Regions from separate parts of the Homo sapiens genome. Here region 1 is linked to region 2. Evidence: chromatin contacts called from ENCODE Hi-C or POLR2A ChIA-PET data. All regions are on one chromosome and are shown on one strand. The core of a region is the stretch at or near the end of the contact, and the rest is flanking DNA. Distances in the headings are between cores, read along the strand shown.

Region 1 (4,922 bases), core at 1,061-3,560, 42 kb after region 2:
AAAAAAAAAAAAAAGAAAAAAGAAAAGAAAAAACAAAAAACACAAAATTTGGGAACAAACTGAGCTTTAGTAAGCATTGTCTATAAATATTTGAGGGAACAGAAATGAGAAGCCAACATTGGTGAGAGCACCACCCAATAAAGAGCTTGATAGATATAGTCACCGGAGAAACTTATTTTAATGTTTCAAAGGTATCAAAACAATAAATGAAACCAAATAAAACTTAAAAATAACAACCAAAAGGAAAGTCTTCAGTCTCCACGCAGTGCTTTGATGTAATATATTTATGTTTTCTTCCTCCTCAGGCCTCACTAAAATAGTTGCATAGGATGGTACAGTTCTTTCTCTTAAAGTACTTCTGTACTAGGTAATTTTTTTAAGTCTCTTCTATATATAATTTATTTAAAGATATAAAGGGCCTCTAGGGCTCTCAGGGACCTCCATGTTTTGGCAAGGAAGAGAATGAAAACAGAAGGTTCCTAAAATTATGGAAACTATTTTTTGGGTAACTTAAAGCAAAACAAAACAAATGAACAACAAACAAAAGTAGAGAGATATAAAAGATATCCCTGAAACTGTTTAATCTGGTGACCTTTCTTTACAGACCAAAAGAGCACTTCTTTTCTAAGATTGACATAAATGCATAAATTGTGCATCCTAAACCTTACTGGAGTTATCTAATTCTACTATAATGTCACTTCCAATTATGGGACAAAAAAAGTCAAATCTTATTCTTGCACTTCCTGGTAGAGATATTTTTCACCTGTATCAGGGCCTAGAATTGAAACTGGAAAATAAGCTACAATAGAAACTGAACTATGAAATTGAACTACAGAGTACAGAAGCCAGCTCAGAATACAATTCGTCTGTTTTTACCAAAAACCATGTTCCTGGGAACATACACCTGTTTGCATGCTAAGAATCTTGAAATTTAAAAAAAAAGCATGATAAAATTTAGGAAGAGGACAATTTTTTTTTCACCATTCCCCAAATCTATTGGCCATTTACTCCCCCAATTAGTTTTTCCAAACAACTTTAGAAGATCAACACAAGGTTCAATTGATTATCCTACTTAGATAAGGAATTGTAAATTATTAAGTTTGGCTTTGAGACTTCACTTTACATTTGCACATTTATACTTACATATATACCCATATCTAAAAAATTGCTTTCATTTTTAAAATAATCCCACAGTCAAGTAGTACACCATCATCCAAGCAAGACTGCTTGTGTGAAGATAGACACCTGGTGGTCAATATGTAGAACTGCAGCTCAGGAAAGACCTAGATTTCTTTGAGGTTGTCTCTTGTTTTTTCCCCATTTCCCACTGCTTTCTGGGTACAGATTGCTGTTGATGGTGGACATACTGCAGCTGTGTGTGAGTGAGTCTCAAGTTCAAGTCAAGAGATTTCCAGAACAGTTACATCAACTCCATGAAAGCTTCAGGTCACAAGTTTTCTGAATTATTTGGAGAGCCAACCAATGTAGCATGCTAAGAATTTTTAAAAGTTACTAAAATCTCTTAAGCAAGAAGTTGAACAGGAGCCTCAGTGTTTGGGAGTAAGGGTTAATCTCCACCTACAAATTTCTGCATTTCCTCTGTCAGGATAATAAGCTTCTGTTTCCTTTGGGGAAGAAAAAAGAAGTGTCGATTCCTTTGTCACCACAAAAGCAAGCATTTTGAGCTTTTAAATATGGCCCTGCCCCTGAACCGACCCTGCCTCGTGTCTAAGTGCTTTTCTCCAAATTGAACCTCACAAGACAAAAATACATAACTTAAAGAAATGGCAAGCTAAAATCTCTCTATTTTTTTGTTACTCCTGGCTATTAATTTTATTCTCTTCAATTTTTAAGTCTTGAGATAAGCTTCTGGAAGCAGATACAGAATAGTTTCTAACTTTCTCAGAGTACACTTGGTTTTAGACAGGGAGTGGAATCATAGCATGGGTTCTCACTCTACTTGCATCGGTAAAGGAGGAGGAAAGACATGCATCAGAAGGACAAATGTGTGAGTTGGCTCTATGTCTGATGAAGTGACACACTACAGTGCCGGAGATGCCCTGATTTCCCATTAAGCTACTACAGAGAAAGGCATAGCTTAGTCGCATGGGCTGAATTCCTTATGGTACAATTATAGGCACAGTCACACCTGAAATGACCAGACATCGTGGTCAGAATGCCCTTTGCTTAACTTCTATTGGGCCTTTGCTCTGTGCCAGCCACTGTGCACAGGCTGCCCCAAATCATGCCACAAGCCCTGTCTTTCTTCTTGTTTCCAGTTGGCCCAGATGGACACACAGCATCCCAGTCCTGGCAAGCAGAGGGCTGGGGTGTCCTTGCTTGGGTCTAACCCTGGCCTCCCATCCTGTTTCTAACCGATGTGTGTACTCATATACATACATCATCATGTGAAAGTCAAGGCCTTCTCCAATATTTAGAGGCTGACTGGTCAGTAGTTTTATCACCAGAAAGAAGAATGGGAAAAGATATCAAGAAACCTCCTTTGTCATGAGAGAAACATATTAATTTGGATTGAATAATGTAGTAAATATAGTGACCCCTCTTTCCATCCTCAGTCAAATTAATGTGAACTTCTGGCCAGGTTTGGGGACACTGGAAGAAGACTTCCTCGTTGCGACTATGAGAACTATCATATCACAAGAACCATTTAAATGTCAGATGCACAATCCTCTTTCTGAAACCCTTGTGAACAAATCCACTATTCAGAATTCAGAATTTTCAGACGGTAGATATGTAACACAGTCTATACATTGAATATTGTGGAATACTCTGATCAGGGACTGGAGTAGGACCCCTAATTCAACACATGAAGAGTTCTATTACTGAATGTGTGGTGGTCACATCAGTAGGGATAAAATAAACAAAAGTAGTCTCGCATTGGTTCAGATCAGGCATTATCATCATATGATTCTAGCACACATGAAAAAACACTTGCTTATCAGACTATTTTTGAATATTTGATGGTGGATAGCAGACTGCGGTTCTGCCTGTGTGTGATGCAAGAGACATTCCCAGGCATGCAGCCCTGTCCAGAAGGCTCCTACAACTCTCCAAAATCAATAGGGCAAACTACACCACCAAGAAGGAAATCTATTATCAAGTAGCCCATTTTCTTTGTTCATCAAAAGGCAATGTATTCATCATAAAACTGTAAAACTTTTAGAAGAAAACATAGAAAAATATCTTCATTATCTGGGATTAGGAAAGGAATTTTAAATGATGCAAAAGCATGATACAAAAAAGAAAAAATGAAATTTTATCAAAATCAAAAACTTTTGCTCTGCTAAATCACTTCCAAGAGAATAAAAAGACAAGCCACAGACTAAAAGAAAATATTTTCAAATCTCCTATCTAACAGAGAACTTTATATCCAGATTACATAACAAACTCTCAAAACTCAACAATAAGAAATCAAATAACCCAATTAAAAATGAACAAAGAGATTGAACAGATGCTTCACCAAAGAAGACACAGGAGACTCCCCCACCATCGCCTCCTTAACCACAGGGGATACATTTCAAGACCCCCAGTGGATGCTTGAAACTGTGGATCGTACTGAACCCTAAATAACTACTCATAATAAAACAATTATAATAATTTACTATAATAAAAGTTATGTGAATGTGGTCTCTCCCTCATCTCATACTGCACTCACTCTTCTTCTTGTGATGATGTGAGATGATAAAATGACTATGCGATGGATGTGGTGACAGTAATCTGATAAGTGAGATGCCTACTCAGTGACTAACAGGCAAGTAGCCTATACAGCATGAATACACTGGACAGAGGGGATTCATGTCCCACGGAGCAGGGCTGCGCAAGATTTCATCACACTGCTCAGAACAGTGTGCAGTTTAAAACTTACGAATTGTTTGTTTCTGGAATTTTCTATTTAATATTTTCAGGACACAGTTGACTGCTGGTAACTGAAACTGCAAAAAGAAAAACCTTGGATAAGAGGGGACTGCTGTATAAAGTACGAGAAAAGATGTTTAATACCACAAGCCATTAAGGTAATGTGAATTTAAACAACAGTGAGCTACAACCACACACCTATCAGAATGTCCAAAATAAGGGCAGGCGTGGTGGCTCACACCTGTAATCCCAGCACTTTGGGAGGCCGAGGCAGGTGGATCAGCTGATGTCAGGAGTTCAAAACCAGCCTGGCCAAGAAGGTGAAACCCTATCTCTACTAAAAATAGAAAAAGAAAAAAAAATAGCTGGGCGTGGTGGCGCACGCCTGTAATCCCAGCTACTCTGGAGGCTAAGGCAGGAGAATTGCTTGAACGCGGGAGGCAGAGGTTGCAGTGAGCCAAGATCGCACCACTGCACTCCAGCCTGGGCAACAGAGAGACTCCGTCAAAAAAAAAGAATGTCCAAAATAAATACTGACAACACAGAGTGTTGACAAGGATGCTGAGTAAGTAGAATTCACATACATGATGGCTGGAATTGGAAAATGCTACAGCAACTCTGGATAATAGCTTGGCAGTTTCCTTATAAAGTGAAACATACATCTACGCTATAACTCCACAAGGCCGATCCTGAGTATTTACCCCAGGAAAATGAAAATGTATGTTCACATGAAACTGATAAACAAAACTTCAGAGTAGCTTTTTTTTTTTTTTTTTTTTTTTTTTTACACAGTAGCTTCAAACTGAAAATAACTTGAATGTCCCTCAATGAGTGAAAGGGTAAATAAACTGTGATACCACATATGATGGAACACTATTCAGTCATAAAAAAGAACAACTTAGATAACTCTGTGCTGAGTAAGAGATGCCAGTTTCAAAAGACAAAAGCACAATGGTGGAGAAGAGATTAGTGATTGCCAGGGATTATGGTGGAGGGAGGGGTGAATATAAAGGGACAGCATGGGGAAGCTTTGGGGGGTTATGGCA
Region 2 (4,909 bases), core at 1,025-3,524:
TAAGCCCTAATTTTTCATTCTCCAGGTGATATTTTTTAGTGACATCCACTTTTTCTTCTTTGATAGTTCTAACTCCTTGACTAATTCTCAAAATAAATTCTTTTCAATTAACCATAATTTACAAATACTATGTGCAGAGAGTATTTCTAAGGTTATTTGGAAGCAGCAATATAAACATTTGTCATAACTCCTCCCAAATTGGAAATGGATCTATGAGAGGATAACAGCTAATAGTGTTACTATTCATATGTATAAAAGTGACTTAATTGATGAGGGTGAGGAGCAGGGCAGGTTAAATCTTTCCTTTTATGAATACTGTTGTTTCCTGATATGCCTAGTTTCAAGAAGTTGGGCAAGCTAGAAGTTGGATTATGACTTCATCACCTATGACTCACATGGAATGCACAATTTTGATCCAAAACTTTTGTTCTAATAAGATTTCAACTTCCAAACATTGGTAGCAATGAGAGCCAAGAGCAGGAATGTGACAGTGTGCCAGGTTGATCACAGTGTTTAGGGTTTTGTTTTTTTTTTTTTTGTGAAATGAAGTCTCACTCCATTGCCCAGGCTGGAGTGGAGTTGTGCAATCTCGTCTCACTGCAACCTCCACCTCCTGGGTTCAAGAGATTCTCCTGCCTCAGCCTCTTGAGTAGCTGGGACTACAGGCACGTGCCACCACACCCAGCTAATTTTTTGTATTTTTAGTAGAGAAGGAGTTTCACTGTGTTAGCCAGGATGGTCTCAATCTCCTGACCTCGTGATCCATCCGCCTCGGCCTTCCAAAATGTTGGGATTACAGGCATGAGCCACTGCACCTGGCCTATGCTTTCTTTTTAACAAAAGTTGTTTTCAACAAAATTTGACTTTGCTCAAGAATGGCACTAGTTTTTAGAAAAATTTTGGAGTGGTGAAGTCAAGGAATTTTCAACTGAAGTAGATCATGTGCTCATTGACAGCAGCAAAATGGCATCCGTGGGGGATCCTAACATAGAGGCACCATTTCTCCACTCAGGGAAAGGATTAGGCATAGAAATGCAAACATCAAGCTTTGCTTGGTACACTATTATTTCCTTGCTGAACTCCAGATGATAAGGTAACCAACTGGCCCTGAAATCGTAAGTGGGTGAATTCAACTATCAGATGCTTTACTGTGATAAAAGTGTCAATAATATCTCAGACTTAGGCAGTGCTTTGTAGTCTACAGAGAACTTTCATCTACTTTCTCTCACTGGATCTTATCACTTGATTCCTTATGATAGGCAAAGTTAATATGCATATTATCAAGTCCAGGTCTAGCTCAGTCCTTGCTGCATACATTATTCGTGCTTAACTACTTATAGAATTGAAGTTGTTGAATCTACGGTTTCAGATAAGAAAAGAATGTTTAATGATTTCTGCAAACTCAGCCATACCAGGTGAAACTGCTAAGACTTAAAGCCATCTTTTATGCCTTGTGTCCTCTGATGTTGCCATTGGCGCTTGTAAGAACACTTCTTTTCCCCAAGTCACTGTTGATACCAAAGAAAGCTATTATCCCCACATCTATCCCTGGTGCCACTGAGCGGTAAGGATTTGAACAAGCTTGAGAATAGTGTTTAAAGTAATTAGTTCCATATTAAAAAGAAAAAGAAGAGAGAGTAGGAAGGAGCAGTAAGCAGAAAGATGATTAAGGCTTTGGGTGTGGATCAGAATGGTATTTAAAATAAATACAACAAAAGTTATCCAATAATCAGTAAACAGTAATATAATTAGAATTTTTTTTTCCTATTTACTTCCTTTAACATGCAATGGGGGGAAATGGTAACAAAAAAAAAAGTCAAGGACTCAATCAAACAGATGGTTCTCAAGTTATTATTTTCTCCTTACTGTTGTTTACAAGAAAAAACTCCTTTAACAAACCGTGACTCACAGATTCCAGTGGGACCAGAAATTCTCTATGTGAAGGAGAGGAAAATAGTGGGAAGAGAACCCGCATCATAAACTTTTATTATGCACATTATTATGCCTCATTAATTAACCCAACCACTGTCCTAGTGACGTCTTGGGCTCACTTCACAGGAAAAAATTAGTCTGGATTGCCAAGTTAAATAGACAATTACAGGAAGATCAAATTATGCCTACATTGCATTCTGTCAGGGCATCAAGCCAAATTCATGTCAAACTCATAAGACTGGAATATCCTTAAAAAAACAGCCCTGAAGAACCAATGTCACAAGCCATTTGACGTCCACACGGAGGATGTATTGATCTTGCCTGAGCTTCCTTTCTCAGAATCGCATAACAGACCAAGAAAGAGGGCTTTCTGAGCATCTTACTCTCTTCCACACAGCAGCTGGCTAGATCCTTTGTTATGTACAATAAAGCACAATGAAACAGGGAAAAACATCCCACCTCATGAGCTCCATCCCTCATCCTGGCTGGCAGCTGTCACAGATCTGAAGAAACAGCTTAGACATTTAAAGAGAACAATGAAAATCCCCAGTGTAGGTTTTCCACAGTGGAACCCTTGGTTCTGTCCATGATCTTGAGGAACACTTTTCCAAAAAATCTGAGCTGAGGCCAAAATGAATAAAGCTCACCCCAGATTTTCAGAACCCACAGTGGAATGCCTGATGTCCCCAGCACCAGAGACAACACGATACTGGAGAGAATAAGAACAATTGCCACAATGCTTTCAGGTAAGGTGATGTTTGCTGGTGGTTCAGGACTCAAAAAGAGAATTGAATGTGTCTTGTATCTACTGAGGAATGAAAGTTTAAGAATTTAAGTGTGGAAGACTGGATGCAACTTGGAAAGAAAGCTTCTTCCTGATTCCCATTCTGGGACATTCCTCCTTTATAATCAGAAGTGTCTACCTGAAGCCTTTTTCCATGTTACTTCCATTTTATGAAGAACCCCCGCTCCCTCAAGTGGTAGAATCTATTTGCTCCCCTCTTGTGGTTTTCTATGAAACAAGAATTATGTTTTAAGAATCCTGAGCTCAAACCTAAAGAAGACTAGCAGGTTACATGTTATATCTCTGAAAAATCAGCTGACATATAAGTTCCGCTCCCTTGGAATCACCATATTGTGAGGAAGCACAAGCTAGCTGAAGGAAGCACCACATGGAGGAGAACCAAAGAAGTCAGAGAATAATGAGAACTTACCCATATGGCTTCTGTTAAATTGTCCCAGCCAGCTGTTACTGGTCAGCCATCCTAGCTCATGCCTGGAAATTGCGGAGTAGAGATGAGCTATCCCCACTGTGCTCTGTCTGAATTGTAAGCAAATAAATGGCTGTTGTTTTCTGGTGGCAAGTGTGGAGAGATATTTTTCCATGCAGATGACTAGAATACCCTCCAAATCTGGCATGGATGCTTCTCCTGTGATCTTTGTGCCATTGCGGACCTCCAGCATGTTACTATCCTGCTGCAATATCCAAAACAAAGATGTCTTTCTCTGGCCTTCTCCCTTGCCCCAATTTTGTCCTCTTTAAGGATGTGGAAACTTATTATCTTAATAGTCGTCACAATTTCTCTTAGGGAGGGAATTCTCTTCATTTGTAAATATAAGTTTCTGAGCCCCTGGGGATTGAATGCTCTGTGGGCAATAGTCAAGGCTTCCAAGAAAAATGGCTAAACTTGTCTGCCTAGGAAAGGAAGTGTTTTGGAATGTAATGAGAGAGAGAGGGACAGAGAGACAGAGAGACAGAGAGAGACAGAGAGAAAGGGAAGAGAGAGAGCTCTGAAGAGGCCCCGGGAGGCAGAAGATCTCCCCTGTGTAGGGAGGCAACCAATGGACAGTTCCCTATGACCCATGAGAGAAACTAAGGCACATATTGAAATGAAAATGACTACTGTAAAATTTGAATTTGCCTGGTGTTTTGACATGCTATATCCCTTCCTCCTTGTCCATCTCTTCCCCATAAAACCACCATATCTTACCACACTCATACCAAAAGCATGGGCAACAAAAGAAAACATACATAGGAGAGGTGGAGTAAGATGGTAGAATACAAAGCTCCACTGATTGCTTTCCCTCCCCACATCCCCACCAAAGACACCAAGTTAACAACTATCTACACAGAAAAAAACACCTTCATACAAACCAAAAATCAGGTGAACACTCACAGTACCTGGTTATGACTTCGTATCACTGAAAGAGGTGCTGAATAAATAGAAAATACACTCCTGAATGGCTGATGCCACCCCTACCCCACCCTGGCAGCAGAGGTGTGATGCAGAGAGCTTCTCTAGGTGCTGGGAGAGGGAGAACACAGCAGTTGTGAGGCACTAAACTCATACTGTCCTGTTAGAGGAGAAAGAAAAACAGCTGATCAAATTCACCAAACTCAGCGGATGCCCACCCACGAAGGGAGCATTTAAAGGAGCCCTAGGATGAAGGGAATCACTGATCCCAGCAGTTCAAACTTGAGTACCTTCAAACCTCACCATCAAGGGCTACAGCACTCTGTGTCTTCAAGTAAACTTGAAAGGCAGTCTAGGCCACAAGGGCCACCAATCTTAGATGACTCATAGTGCTGAACCAGGCCTACAGACAGTGGACTGGAGTGGGGGCACACAACATACTGAGAGGCCAGCTGGGGCAGCCAAGGGAGTGCTGGTATCATCCATCCCATAACCCCAGGTGGCACAGCTGGAGGCTCCAAAAAAGACCCACTCCTTCTGCTTGAGGAGAGGAGAGGGAAGAGTGGGGAGGACTTTGTTTTGCATCTAGAATACCAATTCAGCCACAGTAGCATAGAGCACTGGTCAGAGTTGTGAGGCTTCTTTTCCAGGCCCTAGATCCCAGGTGACATTTCTAGAGACACCCTGGGCCAGAAGGAAACCCGCTGCCTTGAAGGAAAAGACCCAGTCCTGGCAGCATTTATCATCTGCTGACTGAAGAGCCCTTGGGCCCTGAATAAGAA

Evidence for each region. A loop is a pair of places that touch in the nucleus more often than their neighbours do. ChIA-PET counts read pairs that join two places held with the same protein, here RNA polymerase II (POLR2A). Pooled maps may share reads with other maps.
Region 1: a loop to region 2 is called in a map of posterior vena cava, with 5 times the contacts of the local background. The contact joins two enhancer-like sites. A Hi-C loop is called at or near these places in 3 of 168 maps with a recorded cell type or tissue (MCF 10A, endothelial cell of umbilical vein and posterior vena cava) and 4 of 50 pooled maps. POLR2A ChIA-PET finds 5 or more read pairs at or near these places in 3 of 52 experiments (MCF 10A, PC-9 and naive thymus-derived CD4-positive, alpha-beta T cell).

The regions. Positions count from the first base shown.
Region 1 is chr1:221,434,363-221,439,284 of GRCh38, forward strand. All of the region lies in intron 3 of LOC105372932 (a long non-coding RNA gene), which reads left to right. Among named protein-coding and RNA genes, the nearest start is that of LINC02817, 100 kb to the left of the region's middle. Within about 2 kb of position 2,311, at least 2 of the 41 ENCODE cell types and tissues checked have a DNase peak (open chromatin) inside an H3K27ac peak, as active enhancers do.
Region 2 is chr1:221,392,196-221,397,104 of GRCh38, forward strand. All of the region lies in intron 3 of LOC105372932 (a long non-coding RNA gene), which reads left to right. Among named protein-coding and RNA genes, the nearest start is that of LINC02817, 58 kb to the left of the region's middle. Within about 2 kb of position 2,275, at least 3 of the 41 ENCODE cell types and tissues checked have a DNase peak (open chromatin) inside an H3K27ac peak, as active enhancers do.